Linked DNA regions of Mus musculus: region 1 is linked to region 2. The links are chromatin loops, found by intact Hi-C in ENCODE. Cell type or tissue: left cerebral cortex. All regions are shown on one strand. Each heading gives the region's core, and the rest is flanking DNA. Links, peaks and the distances in the headings are about the cores only.

Evidence for each region. Hi-C counts contacts between places; a loop is a spot of excess contacts. Peaks named below come from ENCODE experiments on the same cell type or tissue, not always from the same donor. Only the 100,000 strongest peaks of a DNase experiment are listed, where the experiment ranks them.
Region 1: a loop joins it to region 2, with 3 times the contacts of the local background. A loop is called at or near these places in 8 of 42 quality-filtered maps.

Annotation. Positions count from the first base shown.
Region 1 is chr9:108,178,281-108,187,967 of GRCm38, reverse strand. All of the region lies in intron 1 of Bsn (bassoon), which reads left to right. Among named protein-coding and RNA genes, the nearest start is that of Bsn, 7.3 kb to the left of the region's middle. In left cerebral cortex, for the core only: no CTCF peak of the experiment used is centred there; DNase peaks (open chromatin) are centred at 3,724, 4,015, 5,935, 7,451 and 1 more place; H3K4me3 peaks cover 3,383 bases; H3K27ac peaks cover 6,909 bases.
Region 2 is chr9:108,091,913-108,101,599 of GRCm38, reverse strand. It overlaps Apeh (acylpeptide hydrolase), which reads left to right and starts at 7,120. Exons shown (of 22, transcript NM_146226.2): 1 at 7,120-7,165; 2 at 7,241-7,373; 3 at 7,852-7,978; 4 at 8,526-8,619; 5 at 8,718-8,793; 6 at 8,883-9,046; 7 at 9,187-9,324; 8 at 9,421-9,512; 9 at 9,589-9,629. The coding sequence starts at 7,154. Bsn (bassoon) reads left to right here. Exons shown (of 12, transcript NM_007567.2): 12 at 1,703-5,578. In left cerebral cortex, for the core only: CTCF peaks have their summits at 5,816 (motif pointing left) and 7,039; DNase peaks (open chromatin) are centred at 5,790, 6,381, 6,613 and 7,002; H3K4me3 peaks cover 1,732 bases; H3K27ac peaks cover 1,646 bases.

The DNA.
Region 1 (9,687 bases), core at 681-8,680, 87 kb before region 2:
GTGATGAATTTTCTAACCCCATAGGGGAAGAGAAGTGAGGTTCTTAGGGAGTGGAATCCTGCTTCTCTCCGATTGCCACAGCACCTCCTGTCACCTCAAGCTGAGTTCGTTCTTTTCATCCTCCTGCTGAGCTGACTCGGGCTCTGTGAGGGGGCGGCTTCAGCGTTCAAGGCTGAAGAGCCTGACTTGAATTCAGTAAGCATAGGTGCTGCCACACCCATAGTGATGCTGTCTCTGGGCCTCCAGGGACGATGGCAGAGCCTTGGGCACTGCATAGCTTCACAAGGAAGGATTTTCTGTGTCTGGTCTCAGGTTCACCTCATATAGTTCTATCAGCTCTGCTTTTCCTAAGGAGACAGATTGGAAGGAAGCTGATCTCTGTCTCAGACTCTGCTTTCTAAGCTAAGTGACTTGGTAGGGGCTGCATCCTGTCAGAGGAAGGAACAAGCTTCATTCATTCATTCATTCACTCATTCACTCACTCACTCACTCACTCAGTCATTTATAGTGATGTATCAATGTGCAGCAAGGGCATAGATGATGCAATTTTACCTGTGCATGTATCCATGACATACCACCAGGTTAAGGCCAGACCTTGTAAGAACCTGAGAAAGTAAGGAGCTGGGAGGTAGTACTGTGGCAGAGTGCTTAGTCAGCACCTATAAGGCCCTGAGTTCAAGTCCCAGTACCACCACAAAACAGAACAAAAACCTGCTCATTGAGTACTGGAGAGATGGTTCAACAGTTAAGAGCACTGACTACTCTTTTAGAGGACCTGGAGTCAATCCCTGACATCCACATGTTGGGTGGCAGCCATCCATAACCTTCAGTTCCAGGGGATCTGACACTTGCTTCTGGCCTCTATGGACACCAGGCATACATATAATGCATAGACATACATGCAAAACACTCATACACATAAAAATACAACTTAAAAATCCTTACACGAAGCAGGGAGGGAGAGATGGTTCCGTGGTGAAGAGAGCTTGCTACACAATCATGAGGACCTGAGCTTCAAATAACTGGGCATCTCATGAAAACCTGCATCCCCCAGTGCTGAGCAGGCAGGATGAGAGGATCAGTGAGACTTGCTGGCTTCCAGCCGCTCTGAGAAGAGAGCCCCAGCTTCAAAGGGGGCGAGTGGAGAATGTTGAAGAGGACCCTCGAGACCTTCCTTTGGCATCTCCCTGTATGGACACAGGTGAACACACCCCCTCCCCCAACTGTGTACGTAGATTTAGGCACATTCACACACACAAATAAATTTTAAGCAACTGCTTTAAAATTGCACAAAGGGCCCACATAAATCCGTGGCAGCCCACACATCTCGCCCACATCATCTCGCCCACATCAGCTGAAAGAACGTGTAAATGTTTTGTCATGTGCAAATTGATCTTCAATAAATTAGCTGAGGTATCTTAGCTACTGAGAACAAGTACTGGATTTGGCTACATGGACAGTATGGAAGAAAACCCATTAGGTCCCTACCCACTAGCACTCAGTCTGGTTGGTTAGGTCCCTCTTGAAGAGTCACATCGTGGATAATCTCAAGGAAAGACTGGGCAGCCTAGTGTCTACATATGGAAGGGTTTTCAAGTAGGAAGATTAGAAAGACACATTTAGGTTTCAAGGGAGAGAGACACACAAAACATTATGGGAAAATCACTGGAATTCAGGGGTAGGGGCGGGAAGAGGAATGTGGTCTACCTTGGCAGAGACAGTGAGCAAAGAGACTGAATGCAAGAGACTCGGAGAGAGACAGGGACAAGCCAGCTGAGACATCTCTCTCTAAATGCCCATCAAAAGCCACAGTTCCCTTTTAGTTCATACGACATGGAGAAGTCTTGAGGCAAACATGACAGGAACCCTTATCATTTGCTGGAAGGTGAGAGTGCCCACGAACCACGTGGAGTTCTTTTCTCAAAACGGATTCATCAGGCACAGTGTCTGAATCCAGGTCCCCCGCATTAGCTGATAGCCGTGGACTAGCAGTCTACAGTGAACCTGTGAAGGCAGAGCGATAGGTGGAATTGCCAGATTTGGAAATAACCGTCATTTGTCATTTAGAAGCCTTGTCTGGCCCCAGTGGCTGAGTTTTCTGGGAGTACAGGTATGAATTGAAGTGACCTTCCTTTAGAATAGTGACATTGTCAATCTTACCTGGAGAGGGCAGCTTTGTGACATTGTCCCCAGCACCAGTGGGGCTGTCAGGATGCTGTCAGTGGCTTGCTTTTTTTTTTTTTTTTTCTATTTTGGAGACAGAGTCTTATTTTGCAGCCTAGCTAGCCTGGAATTCACCACATACATAACCCAGGGTGGACTTGGACTAGGGCTGCCCCACCTGCCTCTGCTTTACAAGAGCTGGGACGACAGGTGTGAGTGACCAAGCCTGGCTCTGAGTTAAAAATTCTTTTTTCTAGTGGAGATATTAGGAGAAGACAGGCTATTTAAACAAGCAAGCAAGTGAGCAAACAAACAAACAAACAAACAAAACACGATGACTATGGAACACTTCAGCATATGTAACAACAGAGAGGATTGTCCACTAAAGCCTCATGTTCCAATTACGTGGATACAGGCACGCTCAACTCAGCCAATCACGTTTCCTTTACCTCCCTTCTCACTGAGACAAATTCCAACAGTCCTACATCCCATCAGCAGCATCTCACTGTATCCTTCCAAGAAATGAGCTCTGAATAAACGTAACCATGACGACACCATCATAGCTGAGTAGGTATTTCTTTCCTCCCAGGGAAGGTATGCTAGGAATCAAACCCAGGGCCTCAGAAATGCTGGCCAGGCACCCTGTCTTCAGCTAAACATACAGCCTGTTCTTTAAAAAAAAAAGATTTATTTTTAATTATGTGCATTTGTGTGTCTCTGTGCGTGAATATGCATCTGAGTGCAAGTGACCGAAGAGGCCAGAAAGACTGGCTCTCTCTCAAGCTGGGTATAGGTAGTAGGAGCCACTCAACATGGGAGACGAGAACTGAACCTGGGTCCCCTGCAAGCACAGTACACGACGTTAACTGCTGAGCTGTCTCTCCAGCCCTCCAACAATCTCTCCTTAATCTCAGGGATCATTTGGATGTGGGTCTGTCTTCTGATCGTGTTATAGATTTTGGCAGTTGGTTTGCACAAATTGTGATATATAAGGTAAATCTAGTCCCTTTAAATTGATAGACTGTCTCTGAAGTTGTTCGTTCTGTAATTTATGTATTACATCTCTGAGTCATTTGTTCTTTGATCCTTCATATTCTAGACTGAGCTAATTGCATTCTTATGATGTCATTTAAGATGTATCTTGGCTAAAGTTTTCCTGAAAAATTGGATATTATAATATTATATTTAGACTCTATTCTAATCCATGCTTTATTATTATTATTATTATTATTATTATTAATTCATAGTGCTGGATTTCAAACCCTGAAGCGTCATACATGCTAGACAAATGCCCTACCACTGAATTGTATGTCACAAGCCCAGACTTCATTCATTTTGTTATTTTTGAGACCATGACTTGCTATGTTGATCTTAAACATACTTAGCCCAGGGTGGCCTCAAACTCTCAATCCTCCTGCCTTAGCCTCCAAAGTGCAGAGCGGCATGTGCTACCACGCCGGGCTGAAATTCTACCGTTAGAAGAAGGGATTTGTTGAAGGATTCAGATATGGAGAGAGGAGGAAGTCGCTAAAAATAGAGCCAGGCTTTGGACTAATTTGGGAGCCAAAGAACAATGTACTGGGTCACTTTTTCTTCTGTCTCTGAAATTTTCCTGATTTGGGTTGGCACTGAGTTTAAGAAGCCAACGCTTTCAGAGTCCTGCCCTTTGACCCCAGCTCACGTGAGCCCTCTGTATATCCGAAATAAGAAGCTGCTAGGAGCTAGGTTTGAGGGGTTCAAGCAATCCTCAGCTCACTGGTCTCGCTCCGGGAGCCCATGGTCTGTCCTGTTGAGCTGGGGCTGATCGTGCCGTCACATTGGGTCTCACCGTGGTTACTGAGTGGCTGCTTCATCGCCGACAGTCGGCTAGGTTTTTTATTTCTCTCTTGCCCTGCCATGCCGTGCAAACCCTGCAGGCCCCATCTGTCCTGGCATCTTTGTCCTTCCTGCCCCGGAACTGTTTGAAAACTACAACGGCGACCGAGGCCTGCATGCTTGCAGCAGTGGCTGAGGGCCACTTCGGGATATGAGTGAGGCTTGATGAACAAGTCTAGCTGTGGGGCCTCCGGCCTCAGTCCTCCCGTTGCCAGAAGCATGTCATGTCGGTAGCAGCACCAAACTCAGGGACTTGCCCAAGTTCTGCTCCTAAGGGACCATCTGCCATCTTCGCGTAGAAGCACCATGGGGCGGTTGGCTATAGTTGGGACCGTGGCCTGTGGCTCCCTGTGGTAGGGAAGCTGGAATTCTGGCGCTCTGCCCTCTGTGGTTCCCTCCTGTCAGGCCGGACCTTTAGTGGGTGGGTGTCTGCTGGTTTTTCTGTCTTGTGTGTGTGTGTGTGTGTGTGTGTGTGTGTGTGTGGTTCTGGGAGTTAAACCCAAGGCTGTGTGCATGCCAGCCTAGGCAAGTGATGCTTGACCACTATCCTCAGCTCATTCCCGCGGCATTATTCTCCCTATCTCACTTCTACTTAGGACTGAGCGGCTGAGGCCATTGCGCATGCTCCTTCGCTCATCCGAATTGCATTCTGGGGCCCAGCAGGGTGTTAGGATGTTTCCTTCCCAGCTTTGCTTTTATGCACCCACGGTTCTAATGAGAGCTCTGATCAAGAAGAGGCTTTACCTGCTGACTGACTCTCACTTCTTTCTAACAAGAAAATTACTTAGAGGCACCCTAGAACCTTTTAAGTCCTTTTCAGGCTCAAGTCCAGAAGTGCCTGCAGAAGCCTGGCCCAGAGCAGGTGGTTCTGATGTCAGAGCCAAGGGTGAAGACTCTGCAAGGAAGTGGGAGTGGTTTCTGAGACCCAGTCTCACATACAGAGGGGATCAAAGGGCTCTAACGGCTTGTCTAGGAGCTCCTGAGAAGTCTGTCCTACCCGCGAGTGACGCTGGCCTAGGGAGGAAACAACTCTCACAAGGATGCTGAATAATTACTGCAGAAATGTGGGTGATTTGGAAAAGAGGGAAGATAAGGACACTCTTCAGTAGTCACATTGGTGTATTGCTGTGTATGTGGGGGTTAGCAAGGGACTACCTGTATGTGTGCCTGTGCATGTGCCTGTGTGTGTGTGTGTGTGTGTGTGTGTGTGTGTGTGTGTGAGAGAGAGAGAGAGAGAGAGAGAGAGAGAGAGAGACAGAGACAGAGACAGGCAGACAGGGATAGACAGACAGAAAACAGAGACAGCGGGAAGAGAGAGAGCATTGGGTGGTACATATTTAGAAAAGAGGAAAGCCACAGATGTTAGACCTTACCTACCACTTTGAGGCAAGGTCTCTCCCTCTCTTTAAATTTCTTAAAATTATTTTATTTTATGCATATGGGTGCTTGCTTGCATGTGAGTCTATGCAACATGTGTATGTCTGGTGCCACTAAGACCAGAAAGGACATTGGGTCCCTTGGGACTGGAGTTATAGATGGTTGTGAGCTGCCATGTGGGTTTTGGGAATTGGACCCTGGTCCTCTGGAAGAGCAGCCAGTGCTCTTAACCACTGAGCAGTCATGGTAGTCCTACATACCCTTTTATCTTATCTTTTTGAGACGGGGTCTCTGTATAGCCCGGGGAGTCTTAGAAACTTTCTGTGTAGACCAGGTTGGCCTTGAACTCAGATCTGCCTGCCTCTGCCTCCTGAGTCCTGGTAATAAAGGTTTGCGCCATTATATCCAGCTCTCTTGACCTTTTTAAAAATACTTTGGTTTTACTTATGTGTATGCATGTGTCTGTATGAGGATTTGTGAATGTCAGCGCCTGAGGAGGCAGGAGGCATGGACACCCCCGGAGCTGCAGTTATACAAGTTGTAAGCTGCTGCCCAACATGGATGCTAAAAATCAAACTCTGCTCCTCTGGAAAAACAGGAAGTAGCCTGGACCATTCCTGTCCATGGCCATCTAAGTCGGGTCAGCCCCCTTCTCGTTGTAGGACCACCACAATTACAGACACCTACCACCACATCTGGCGTTTTGTTTGTTCTTGGGCTTCAAATGGAGGTCATGTTTCTGTGGCAAGCACTTTACTCCCTGAGCCTAAAGGTTTTTGGAGGGTGGGGTGGGAGCGAGGTCCCATGTGGCCCACACTGGCCTTGAACTTGTGACCCTCCCCTTTGCTTCCTCCTCCTCTAGGTATGTGCCATTATACCAGGCTTTTAACAGTATTTATTATATACCACGTGATGCTTTAAAACATAGAAAAATAGTGTGTTTAGTCACTCACATACTTATTTTCTTGTGGTGAAAAAGAGTTGAAATCTGCTCAGTGCTTTTTCAAGAGTATAATGTTGTTATTAATTTATTTTTCCTGTCTAACTTAGAGTTGTTTATCTCTTGGCCAAAGTCTCTGCACTCTCCTCTTCTGTATATTTTATATGTGGGAACCCTTGGGTTTTTTTTTTTCTTCAGTGAAATAGAAATGGTTTTTTTAACTTAAAACTTATTACTTACATATTTTGATGCTGGTAATTGAACCCAGGGCTTCATATATCCCAGGCAAATGCTCTGCTGCTGAGCTACATCCTCAGTCCACAAGGAAATGTTTTCTTGTTTGAGACAGGATCTCAGGTAGCTCAGGGTGACCTCAAGCTCCCCTTGTAGCTGAGGATAATTTTGGAGTTGTGATCTTCCACCTCTACCCCCAGAGTGCTAGGACCCCATGCATGCACCACCATGCCATTCTATGCAGTGCTGAGAATCGAACCCACGGCTTCAAGCACACCGGGTGGATGCTCTACATCTGGGCTACATGTCCACCTCAGCGTTGTTTCGTTTGTCAGTGTCTCACTGTGTAGCCCAGACTCGGTTTTAGTCTTCCTGCCTAAGCCTTCTGAGTGGTGGGATCATGAGCACCTCGCCTAGAGTAGGGTTTTAAAGGAACCACTCGAGCCTATGCTTGGTGAGCCGTGAGAACAGAAGAAATAGCATAGAATGAGTGCGCTCCGCCCTCCATGGACTTGTGGTCTGAGGAGGGACAGACAGACATGTCCAGATCTCTACCCTCTCTTTCCTCTTCCTTCTTGTCCTTCTCACCTCTGCTTCTCTTTGTCTCACGGAGGTAGGATAATCAAAAGCACGATTTGAAGGGATTGTATTATTCCATATCCTAAAATAGTAGAACATATATTTGTATAGTGCTTTACAGCTTACAAAACACATTCAAAACATTAGCTTATTCTGTTGGGAGCTCCAAAGACCTAAGATGAGCGTTTCAGAACAGCTAGCAAGCAGACGTTAGCAAACCAAAATGCCTTACACTGAGCACAGCTGGAGAGCCGTGTCATTTCCCTTCCTCCTGCTCAGAGAAGATGGAAAATTTAGCAAGAGGATGGGGAGGGCTGTGGGGAGGCAAAAGGATCAGGAAGTAGGACATTTGGATAAAGGACAGTGTGGGGTGCGGAAGAGTGGGCCTCCTGAATGCCGATCAGAAAGCCAGGTTTTGATCATTTGATGTTGCCCCAGACGCCACACTGAGTACACACACCGAGGAGATCTTTAGGATATTCTTGGTTTATTTTTGAGCTTCTGAGGCTCATGCTTGGTAAGGGCTCCGCCACTGACCCACTCCCAGGCCCTTAAGTTTTCAGTTTCATCATCCCTAAAATGAAGGGTTTACCGGATAATTTCCAAAGCCCCATTCACCCTTGACATTTGACCTCTATGAGATGAATAAAAAGGGAGGGGATGATTTCCATTGTTCTTCAGCCCCACTGAGAAGTCAAGGTCACAAACTGGCCATGGGGCTCACACCTGTAATCCCAGCATCCAGGAGGCTGAGGTAGGAGGGTCACGCTGCCTTCCGGGCCAGCATGTGTTTGTTAAATAGTATATCAGCCTGAGATACAGAATGAGAACCTGTCTCAGGCAAAACAAGATGATAAATAAAAAGCACAATGTGTTTCCATCAGGGGAATTAAAAGCAGCTGTAAATAGAGGGTGGCTCATTTACTATGTTCTAGAAACTTCCTAGAATGGACAAAGGAAGTCAAGCCTGGAGCCAGGTCGATGGCACTTTCCCTACAGGTGGCTGCTTGGAAAGTCACTGGCCTCCATGCACTGGGGTAGCCAGCGATGCAAGCGAAACCTAGGCCAGCAGAGCCTGCTGTGGGCTCACCGTTCCCTGCTCTGGGCCCCCTCACCTTCTGAGCATCTCTCTCCCCATAGGCAATGGTCTATGTGCCTATGATTGCCAGAGGGAGCTGGAGTTGGGCAAAACTGTGAGGGGGGAGGTTGGCACAAGGGAAGGCGAGCCCAGAAGAGGCTAGTTTGGTCTACTGCACTCATGCAGTTGGACGGTGGAGTTGACACCTTCATTTTAGCGGGAAGAGCTGCCCTAGGCCTCTGTGGGCTTAGGCCAGACTCTCTCAGTGTCAAGGTCAGTACGTGAGGGTGGTCCTTTGAGAATATGGCTTGGCTTCAGCAGATAATGTGTGTCTGCCCCTAGCCCAGCCCTAACAGATGCTAGAATGGCTGCTGTTATCTCCCGGGCAGAGCTCTGCCCTCGTATGAACGCGAAAGTAGTCAGCAGTCTTTGGTCTTTCTCAGCAGACTCCTCTGTTAGGAAACTCCTGTTTCTGGTTACTTGAAGTGGATTTCCTTATATTTCTTGTTGGCTGGTCCTCGGCTCAGAGGTTTCACAGGTATCTGTTATGAGCCTCCCTACCTGCCATGTTCTCACAATTCCTCAGTCTGGTCTTCTCTGACTTTGAGACTTTCAGCTCCTTTGGCTGTCGTGGGGACAGTTGCCTACCTAGGCTGGTGTGCCCAAGGCTCAGTACTCTAAAGACAGGGAGACTCGGAGACCAGGGCCCTGGCTTAGCACGTGACATGGCTTATGAATGACAGTCTGAAGATCAGAGCCTTCACTCATGCCAGCAGCAGAAAATCTTCCTCTGCCTTTCTGAGATCTTCATGGAAGCTATCCCCATGGCTGTCTAGCCTCTTGCAGGCCATCTCTGCACGAAGGCTGAGTGACTCCCATTTGGAAACGTGGAGCCCAGGTGTGCATCTGCGGGAGCCTGTGTAGGTCCTGCCATGTCTGCTCTCTGTATGCCTGGAGATTCTTTGCAACCTAGTGAGGTTTTTGGATCCTATGTTCCACTGGAGAACGAGGGTAAGAATTAAGGCAGTGTTTGTTTCAGGAGTCATCCTCTGAGGGCATATCCCTCTCCTGCGTCCTTGTGAGCCCACATTCTCGAGCCCCACATCTGACCTTGAGTGGCCAGTGTTAGAGTTTCACAGCCAAGGCCTTGCTAGCTGATGTTTGGTGAGTTGCCAGCTGAGGAGAGAGGGAGAGTCAAAGTCGGATTGGAGAGGCCAGCGCCCCTTTACCCTGGCCACAGCCCCCTGTGCATTGCAGAGGAATCACTGTGCAGCCCTGCTCTTTCCCTGCTGGCCTTTCCTTAGGTAGCCCAGTCTCTGGGTCTGCAGGGGCTGCACTCACAAGAGCAGCAGGTGCTCAGCAGACACACCGAAGGAGAAATGTGGAATGGTGAGGGGCTGGAGAGATGGCTCATTGGAAAAGGGCTCACTGCCAGATGTGA
Region 2 (9,687 bases), core at 1,031-9,030:
GAGAAAGTAGTCAGAGCTGGAGGCACGGGAAAGCAGGGTGCCAGCCGCGCTTCTGATGCTGAGGGGAACTGGTCGGCCTCAGAGACAGGCAGAGAGGAACACAGCTCGGCCGTGGCAGAGTAGCAGTGACCAGTGCTATTTTAGGCAGGTACAATAGGCCAAAGTGAAGACCTTGGGCTTTCTGCTAGTGACAGCCACCCCAGTGCTGACACCATCTGAGTGCTGCCTGACAGCATGCTCCCTGCCTTTGCTGTCAGGCAGTGGATGCCCTGTCATCCTCCCTCTCAGCTGGACAGTTTCTTGGTGTGCCCTGGAACATACATAAAATCTCAAGTGGTATTTAGGGGAGATGGGGAGGGACAGCCCACGGCTCGGGTCCAGGACAGCACCCACCCTGAGTTTGGGGCCAGAGAACTACGAGGAAGAAAAGGCAGCACACCTGTGCTTTGGGCCACATCTTGCCATCATGTGGGCAGGCCACTGGGACCGTGACTCTGTAGCTAAGAGCTGCCTGATTCTGGCACTTGGCCAACATTTGGGCTAGGTGGTCAAAGCTGCTCCATATGTCCCTCTCCTGGTGTCCTTCATGTCAGTTTCAGACATGAGCTAGGAGATGTTTGTCTTTTGAAACAAAACCCCATCTCCCTCACTCTTCTTGGTTTTGTTTGTTTGTTTTTTGAGACTGGGTCTCATTTGTAGGACTGACCGATCTGTAACTCAATATATAGAGATCAAGCTAACCGTGAACTTGTAGTGAGTTTCCTCCCTCCATTACTTAAGGCTAGGGTTATGGGTGTCCACTGTCATACCTGGCTTCCTATACACTTACAAAATAAATGTCAAAGGGCCAGCAAGATGGCTCAGTGGTTAAAGGTGTTTGTTGCCAAAGCCTGAAAGTCCGAGTTTAAATCCTAGACTCCAAATGGTGGAAGGGAGAACCACCTCCTGCGCTTTACCCTCTGACCCCCACGTGCAGGTGTATATATACACACAATCATATAATATATACACACAATCATATAATATATACACACAATCATATAATATATACACACAATCATATAATATATACACACAATCATATAACATATACACACAATCATATAACATATACACACAATCATATAATATATACACATAATCATATAATATATACACACAATCATATAACATATACACACAATCATATAATATATACACACAATCATATAATATATACACACAATCATATAACATATACACACAATCATATAATATATACACACAATCATATAATATATACACACACAATCATATAATATATACACACAATCATGTAATATATATACACAATCATATAATATATACACACAATCATAAAAGAAGTTGGACACGGCACATGCCTGTGCCGTAGGCTAAGTGACTAGAGGGTCGCTCTGGTGTCACTTTGGGTGATGTAATGAAGCCCTGCTGTCTCAAATGGCACAGGAAGAAGGGAGGTCTTTTCCTGGAGGTCTGGCTCTCCCTTCTCCCGATCAGTCTTTAACCTGCGCAGATGCTAACCTCTCTATGCCTTGACGGAATGCAATCTTCTGGGTGAAGCAGAAACTGGCCATCACATGGCAGTGCCTAGGAGCAATGTAAGGAGGGTGGCAAACTATGACCAGGGTTCACAACAACAAACCCTTCTTCCTTCTCTCCCTCTCTCCTTCTCTTTTCAAAGCATCTACAAGCTGGCAAACCTTTGGCCCAAAGATTCCCAGCAGGCGGGCCCCAGCAGGCAGGCCTCAACCAAGCATGAGAATGACATGTGTTCTCACAGCAGCGACCTAGGTGAAGCATCTGCCGGACCAATGGGACCATTGGCTTGGGGGACCTTTCATGTCTTTCAAGAGACCCTGCCTTACTCAGGCCAGCCGTCCTTGGGAGCGAGGAGCCCTCCTCACCAGAACGCGGTTGCTGCTGTTGCTGTCTGCTGCTCTTCCCGCAGCCTCCTGTGGCCTGGCCACCAGGCTTCCAATGCGTTATACACAGAGTTTGGGTGCACACTGCCCTCCTCTAAGATGCCAGAAGTTTTTTCCACAGCCTTGGAGAGGGGCTTTGACTGAGGGCTGGGGCCCTGGGCTCCGATTCCTTCACATTCCAGCTGGCCCGGATCCCTGTGTGGCCATAAGGCCTTGCCCTCGTCACCCTGCTCTGGGGGTGACACTGGAGCAGACGTCCACATGGCCAGCATGGGTTTGGGAGAACTTTACAAACATTAGGACCCTAACACTGTCTCATCGCTGAAACAAGAGGCCATAGCACCGAAACGCAGCGTGGGCACCGGCTGAGGCTTCTCCCAGCCCGTGGATGGCAGCGTAACTAGGCATGCCTGCCATCACCTTAAAGCCATCCCCCCAGCCATTGTGAGCACCCCAGCAGCACCGCCATTGTCTCGACCAGCCGGCTCCTCGGCTCCTCATCTCTACACCTGAGGATTTCTTTTGATTTCAGGAACAGCCTTAATCATTCCAGTTTGATTTACATGTATACCTCATGAACATTTTTTTGTTGTTGTTGTTTTATTTTTCTTTCTCTCCCTTTCTTTTCTTTGCTTTTATCCCTTTGTCTCTCCCCCACCCCACCCCCACCCCGCAACCTCGTGACTGATGGTTTGGTTTCCTCTCTGCTCTGCCCCTGCTCAGCACAGGGAGAAACGTTGATTTAGAAGCAATAGCGGGCAGCAGGCCACCAAGAGCACAAACCCAGGGCGAGGTCTAGGGAGGCTCCTCAGCCCGCCTGTTTACTGTCTTCTTAAGCCATCAGCAGTGGGTGTGCTCAGAGCAGAGGAGCCAAGGGAGAGCTTCAGAGACCTGTGAGGTAAGGGGAGTATAACACCGTCCATTCACCTCGTGGACTGGGCTACATGCCTCCCCAAAGCCCTTCCCTGGGAGGCCTCCCTTCATCTCGGGCCCAGCCACAAGTCTCATCTCTAATGTTCTATGCAATGAAATATAAACCCTCAAAGACAACTGTTAATATTTAATAAATTCCGTGTTACATATAAGGAGTTAATTGCAAACATGCAGTTGAGAAACTGGATAGCTCTATCTGCTCATACCATCACCCCAACCCAATCCTTGTCCCCACATTCTGTGTGTGTGAGAGAGAAATGGAGAGCGTGAGTGCGTGTGTGCGTGCGTGCGTGCGTGCGTGCGTGTGTGTGTGTGTGTGTGTGTGTATGCGCGTGTGCAGGTGTGCATGTGTAAATTTTAAGTCTGTGGCATGTTTGACCTGTGGCAGGACTCGCTGCTTGCCAGGTGAGTCGCCGCCTGTCTGGCACTGGAGCATGCACGGCTCGAAGCTTCTTTGCACGATTTCATTCATTTTAAATGCCCGACCTCTTGCTTGGAGTTCTTTTCGCCTCCAAACCTCTCCTTTAGGAGCGCTTCTCCCTGACTTTGGGACACGCTAGTAAAGACCTGCCAGAACTGCCTACATTTGCCAGGCCAGGGAGCAGGCAGTGAGGCCCCAGACACCTTGCAGTTTTTATCTGTGTACAATAGCAGATAAAAACAAACCTTAGACTAGACAGAGAGGGGAGCCCGCACAGGATGCATGTGTATGGACATTCTGTGGGTTTGCTGTAGGATTTCTACTTGTATATCATTTTTCCTCCTATCCCAGGCCTGAGCCAAAAGAAACTGGTCACATCTTCCCAGTGGGGTACTGCTCAAGGGCAAAGCTTGGGGCACATCTGTGGAGAGGCAGAAGCCAAGGGATCCTGGCTGTGCCCTATGATTCCCAGATCTTGACTGACTCTGCTCTATGTCTCTCCTTTGTGATGAAGAAGCTTAAAGGATTGTGAGCCAAGAGATCTATCTGGAGTGGAGCCAGGGGTCATAAGGTACCCAGAAGGAGCTGGCTATGGCTGAAAATATCATTCAGGAAAAAACTGTTCACATAAATAACAGCTTCAAACTGAGCCCAGAAGGTCTCTCAAGAGCAAAACTTACTGAAGGGTTGGTGTAACCCTCTCCACATCTGCCCCAGGACTTGCCTCCTCTGAGGCATAAGTATCACACTGTTGTCAGCATCTCCCTCACTGGCCCAGGAGTAGGGCAGACAGTACCTGCCTGACCCCTAAAGTCTGGCCTGCCTCCAGAGAGCTTTGGTGTATACCATGCATTTCTCAGGGGTTCACGTTTCTCATGCATTTTTACAAGGCTTATAAATCCTTTAGTGTGGGATCCTGTCCCACCATCGGCAGCTGTGGTTGGGACACTTCAAGCTGTGTTGGACTTAAGAGCCCGAGTTCCCGGGATTTAGCTTTCTTCACACTATGGAATATCTCAGAGATCAAACTTGGGCTATATGGGGCCATCGCTAAAAGGGCTGAAGAAGGCCCTCTTTGAGGAACTCCCAGGCCCAGGTGTGTACAGGATGTGCCCAGGGTCTAGATACCTGGGACCATGACTGTATTCCTTTCCTCTCAGAGTCAAGGGGCTAGACTAGGGGATGAGGGCAGGCAGGGTGTCCACGGGTCAGTCTCTGGCTGACCCCTAGGCTCTAAAGTATTAACTTTACAGCACATTTCTTTTCTGACATTTCTGATATCTGCTACTCTATCCCTGGCTGTGCCCACAGGACAGATCTTTGCCCTTCTGTGAATATGACTGCAGGAGTCTTCTAGGCCATAGGTATCCCTGGCCCTTATGTTGACTCTGTGTAGAGCCCAGACCTCCATTTTCTCCCCTCTTAGTGTCATAAGCAAGGGCACCCTCCTCTGCCCACGCAAGGCCTCAACACACTCACTTCATAGGGATGGTCCTCGCACCATCTTCTTCCTGTTCTTTGGGCAGGGTGAACAGTCTCAGGGCCCACACTGAAAGAACAGCCAGGGCAGCAATTCTGGTCTGTATGCTGGAGCCTCTGGGGAGTTTTCCAGGCAGGTCCTTGTCCGTGAGAGTACAGTCCTGCCCAATAGCCCTTCTCCTCCCTTGCTGTAAATAATGTGTCATCATGGACTCCATCAGGGCCGGAGGGACATATATAATCAAATGAAACTCTCTGGAGATGCCATCTCTGTCTCCCTGGGTGCCAGCACCCTGCTACCATGTGCACCGGGTGGCACTGGAGAGCCATAGAAGTCATGAGATACTGTATGTGTAAGCACATGTACATGAGTGTGTGTGTGTGTGTGTGTGTGTGTGTATGTATGTATGTATGTGTGAGTGTGTGTGTGTGTTTGTGCGTGTGTGCACGAGTCTCATTCAGCCTCTGGGGTCAAATCAATTCCTCTCAAGTGTGGTACCCTAGAGAGTGGTGGCCATCTACATTTTCTCCCTCTAGCTTCTATGTCTTGTTTTTGCTTTCCCTCCCCTCCTCCTCCCCTCTCTCTCCTTCTCTCTGTGAGGGGGGAGAGTGCTGTACAAAGTCAAACAAACAAGTTTACATTGTAAGTGCAATGACCCGAGTCCTCCACATGACCTTGTGAATTGTGTGCCGTCCTCCTGTGCTCTGTGAGAACTCGTGGTACTTCAGTGTCCCTCCCCTGTACTGTGACAAGGTATTTCTGTGGTATCAGAATAAAAGGACTTGATATAAACAACCTTCAGACAGTCTCGGGGTGATTTCTGAAGTGGGAACACTTAGCCAAACAGGTAGATGCCAACGTTTGTGACAGTATTCTCCACGATTAAAGAAAAAAATGAGAAAGAGCAAAATTTCAGAAATGTTGGCACAATTGAGGCGGAGTCAACACCAAGCCATTCAAACATGACCCTCCAGGAAGGTGCAAAGGCTTGTCCTAAGCCACCAGACAGTTTTCAGGATCCTGGTTCCCAGGAGCTAGATGGGCAAGTGCTGCCCCCTGGTGCTATCAAACAAGCTTTACATCTGCCTACCTTGTTCGAAACTCCCCCCCCCCCCCCAGTCCCCCATGGCTGAGACTTTAATCCTTAGTATAGTCAAGAATAGTTCAAGCTGGATATCATAGCCCACACATTTAATCCCAGCTCTTGGGAGACAGAGATAGGTGGGTCTCTGTGAGTTTGAGGCCAGAACTACGTAGAGAAACTAAACAAATATAAGTTAAGCAGCACTAGAAAATAAGAAACAGAGATTAAAGAGTATCAATTTTGCCTCAAGTAAGAAAGAAAGCACTCATTCAAGGGGGCCCATAGCTGGTCTAAAAGACCAGCCACTCTCAAGCTATATGGAGGAGGGGGAGATACCTACTGTTGCCCAACCACTCTTGCTCTCTGCTGTCACCTAAGTCAACCTAGTCCTGTGTCGTGTGCAGGAGACTGTCTGCCTAGGCTCTTCTTTCCACAGCACGCTCGCTGCTCTTAGGTGAAGTCTGACCCTCCACATCGGCCCTTGGAGTAGGTTGAGACCCAGTCGGCTCACGATCCGCAGCAAGGAGCTTCTGAGAAGGGCGGGTTAAGGCTGTGGCAACAGATAGCTTTAGGGGCAAGTCTGGTGATTGATAAGCCAGGGTAGCACCCAGAGAGTTCAGCACCGCCCTTTGCCCGGCGCCCCAGGGCTCCACCCGGGAACCTAAGTTTCCCACTCCTAATCGCCTGGCTTGCAGTAGATGGGGAGAGCGCTGAAAGAGATCCCTGCGACTGAGGCGCCCCGCAACATTCCGCTTTCACAGACCCGCTAGTCTCTGTATTCGGTTCCCACCCGTCCCCGCCCCCGCCCCCGCCCCCTCATCCTTAAGGATCATTAGTGTTCCTCCGAAGCCCCACCCTTCGAACGCTCAGGGCTTTCTCTCTGATCCCGCAGCTTTCAGCTCACAGTCGGCTGGAGTCCAATCCTACTTCCTTCACTCCTCCCAGACCTGCCCTGTCTCTGAACACCGGCTCTGTATTCTGCTGCTATACGTCCGCCCTCACTCCTCGGAGCCTCCCCTCTCTAAAAATCCCAGGACTCGACTCCCTGATTCTGCCTCCCACTTGCCTAGTCTTCGACTGAATTTTTGTTTCCCGCTCCTCCCCTCCGGGCGGCTCCTTCGTAGGCCCCGCCTTCTTACTATCCAGGCCCCGCCCCCTGCCGACTGGCCGGAGCTTATACAGGGCCCTGCGGGTCCCAGGTCGCCACTGAGTGTAGCGGAAACTGGGGACCGCCTTAGGCCCCGCCCCCGGAGCTTCACTTCCGGGACTTAGCTGCTACCGAAAGACCGACTATGGAGCGTCAGGTGAGGGCTCGGCCCGTGGCCCCCGTGGCCTCCGTAGCCCGGGCTGAGCCTGACCCTGGTGTGTCCCCTGCGCAGGTGCTGCTGAGTGAGCCCCAGGAGGCGGCAGCGCTGTACCGGGGCCTTAGCCGCCAGCCTTCGCTGAGCGCCGCCTGCCTGGGCCCGGAGGTCACCACGCAGTATGGGGGCCTCTATCGGACTGTGCACACTGGTGTGTAGACCGAGGGAACTGGGTGGCGACGGGCCGTGCATCCAGGTGGAGAGATGGGGACTGTGGAGGGCACGCTGCTTGACACGGGTTTGGGGAGGAAACCCAACTGTAGTTCCTGCGCACAGGTGTTTTGGGGGCTGCACTAGCCTTACTGATAAATAATTCCGTAAATGAGTTGAAGGTGTGGGAGTAAAATTCAGACCTGAGTGCAAGGTGTGGGCCTCGCAGGACTCTCCGGCCCTTACATTCTACAACCCAACAACAGCTATGTTGCCCTTAAAATTCTGTGGTTGGTAGTGGGTTCTCTCTGACCGTCAGCTCAGGCTCTGGGAGCCTAGGCTTAGGTTATATTAAGTGAAGTGTTGTCCAGGCTATACTCAGGCTGTCCGGAGACAGACTGGGAAAGATAGGCCTTGATTGGTGGGCAGTGGTCCAAACTGGCCCAGACAAGTTGAGCAGCCCCCTGCCTCCCTTGCAGAGTGGACTCAGAGGGACTTGGATCGAATGGAGAACATCCGATTCTGCCGCCAGTACCTAGTGTTCCATGATGGAGACTCGGTGGTGTTTGCCGGGCCTGCGGGCAACAGTGTGGAAACCCGGGGGGAGTAAGTGTGACAGGAGCAGTCTGTAGACAAGACCGCAGCCACCTGCCTTGCTAGCCTTTCATAAATGTCGCCATGTGTCCTTAGGGTGTTGTGCTCTGTGCCTATCCCCTTCAGGGACAACTTTGGGTGGCTTCAGGGGAGCAAAGAGCAAGGTGCCTGACCCCTGAGAGCTTGTCTGGTCTCTGGAGACATGGCCTGATAAATACTAGGAGCTTCTTCTAAACTAGGGCCTAGGTCCCTAGGACTCTGGAGACAGTCGAGTCAGTAACCTAAGGAAGAGAAAAAAGGCCAGCCAGCTTGAGGCTGGGAGTGCTTCATGGGCTGGTATGATTTCAGAGTCCCAGTTAGCTGGGAGATAGCCTCCTGTGCGGCCAATTCTGATTTTATAACGCCAGACCTAAAAGGGCTTATAAAGAAAGGAGAGAGAGACAGACAGACAGACAGAGACAGAGACTCAGCTAAGAGGTTGTGACCAGTAAGGGGGCCAGCACAAGGCTGTTGGGGGGGACGACTTGGCACCTTCCTGACCTGCAACCCCTGTTCTCAGGCTGCTGAGCAGAGAGTCTCCTTCAGGCACCATGAAAGCAGTGCTGCGCAAGGCTGGAGGTGCAGTCTCGGGAGAGGAAAAACAGTTCTTGGAGGTGAGTTTGCAAGGATGAGGTGGCAGCCAGCCGGTCACTTAGTGCCACAAGTGAAGCCCTGTGGAGGGGCAAGCAGCCTGATGCCCAGGTATCTTCAGGTCTGGGAGAAGAACCGCAAGCTCAAGAGTTTCAACCTGTCTGCACTGGAGAAGCATGGGCCTGTGTATGAAGATGGTGAGGCGCCTGGCTGGTAAGCAGGAGGGGTGGGCAGAAGGGGCAGCTATAGCATTGGGCTCCCCCTAACCGTCCCTCCCTGCATGCAGACTGCTTTGGCTGCCTCTCCTGGTCACACTCAGAGACGCACTTGTTGTATGTGGCGGAGAAGAAGCGTCCCAAAGCTGAGTCCTTCTTTCAAACCAAAGCCTTGGACGTCAGTGCCAGTGATGAGGAGATGGCCAGGCCGAAGAAGCCAGACCAGGCCATCAAGGTGCTTGTGGTGTGGCCGGGCCACACAGGCCCTGCCGGGCAGCCCTGCCCTACATCCGGTGGACCTGGGAGGCCCTAGTGTCTAGGAGGCAGGTCAGGGTTCTGTAGGCACCCTGGGCATTGAGTGTCCTCTGTTCTCAGGGGGACCAGTTTGTATTTTATGAAGACTGGGGAGAAACTATGGTTTCCAAAAGCATCCCTGTGCTCTGCGTGCTGGATATCGAGAGTGGTAACATCTCCGTGCTTGAGGGCGTCCCTGAAAATGTGTCCCCTGGTCAGGTCAGCAGCAACATGGCCTTTGCCCCTTCTGGAGTCGGGGTCCCCTGCTTGAGCGATTACGTCTTGCTCATACCTACTTTGTGGTTTTGTTTGCAGGCTTTCTGGGCCCCTGGAGACACGGGTGTGGTGTTTGTGGGCTGGTGGCACGAACCCTTCCGGCTAGGTATCCGCTACTGCACCAATCGCAGGTGAGAAAGCAGGCAGACCAGAGGGCCCTTACGGCCCAGCTGACCATAGAGCTGAGTGTCTCTCTGACCTTTCCAGGTCAGCCCTGTACTATGTGGACCTGAGCGGGGGGAAGTGTGGTAAGTGTCTGGCGTCCGCACGTGCTTTCCTGACTGTTAGTCTTCCCTGGTCTATGTG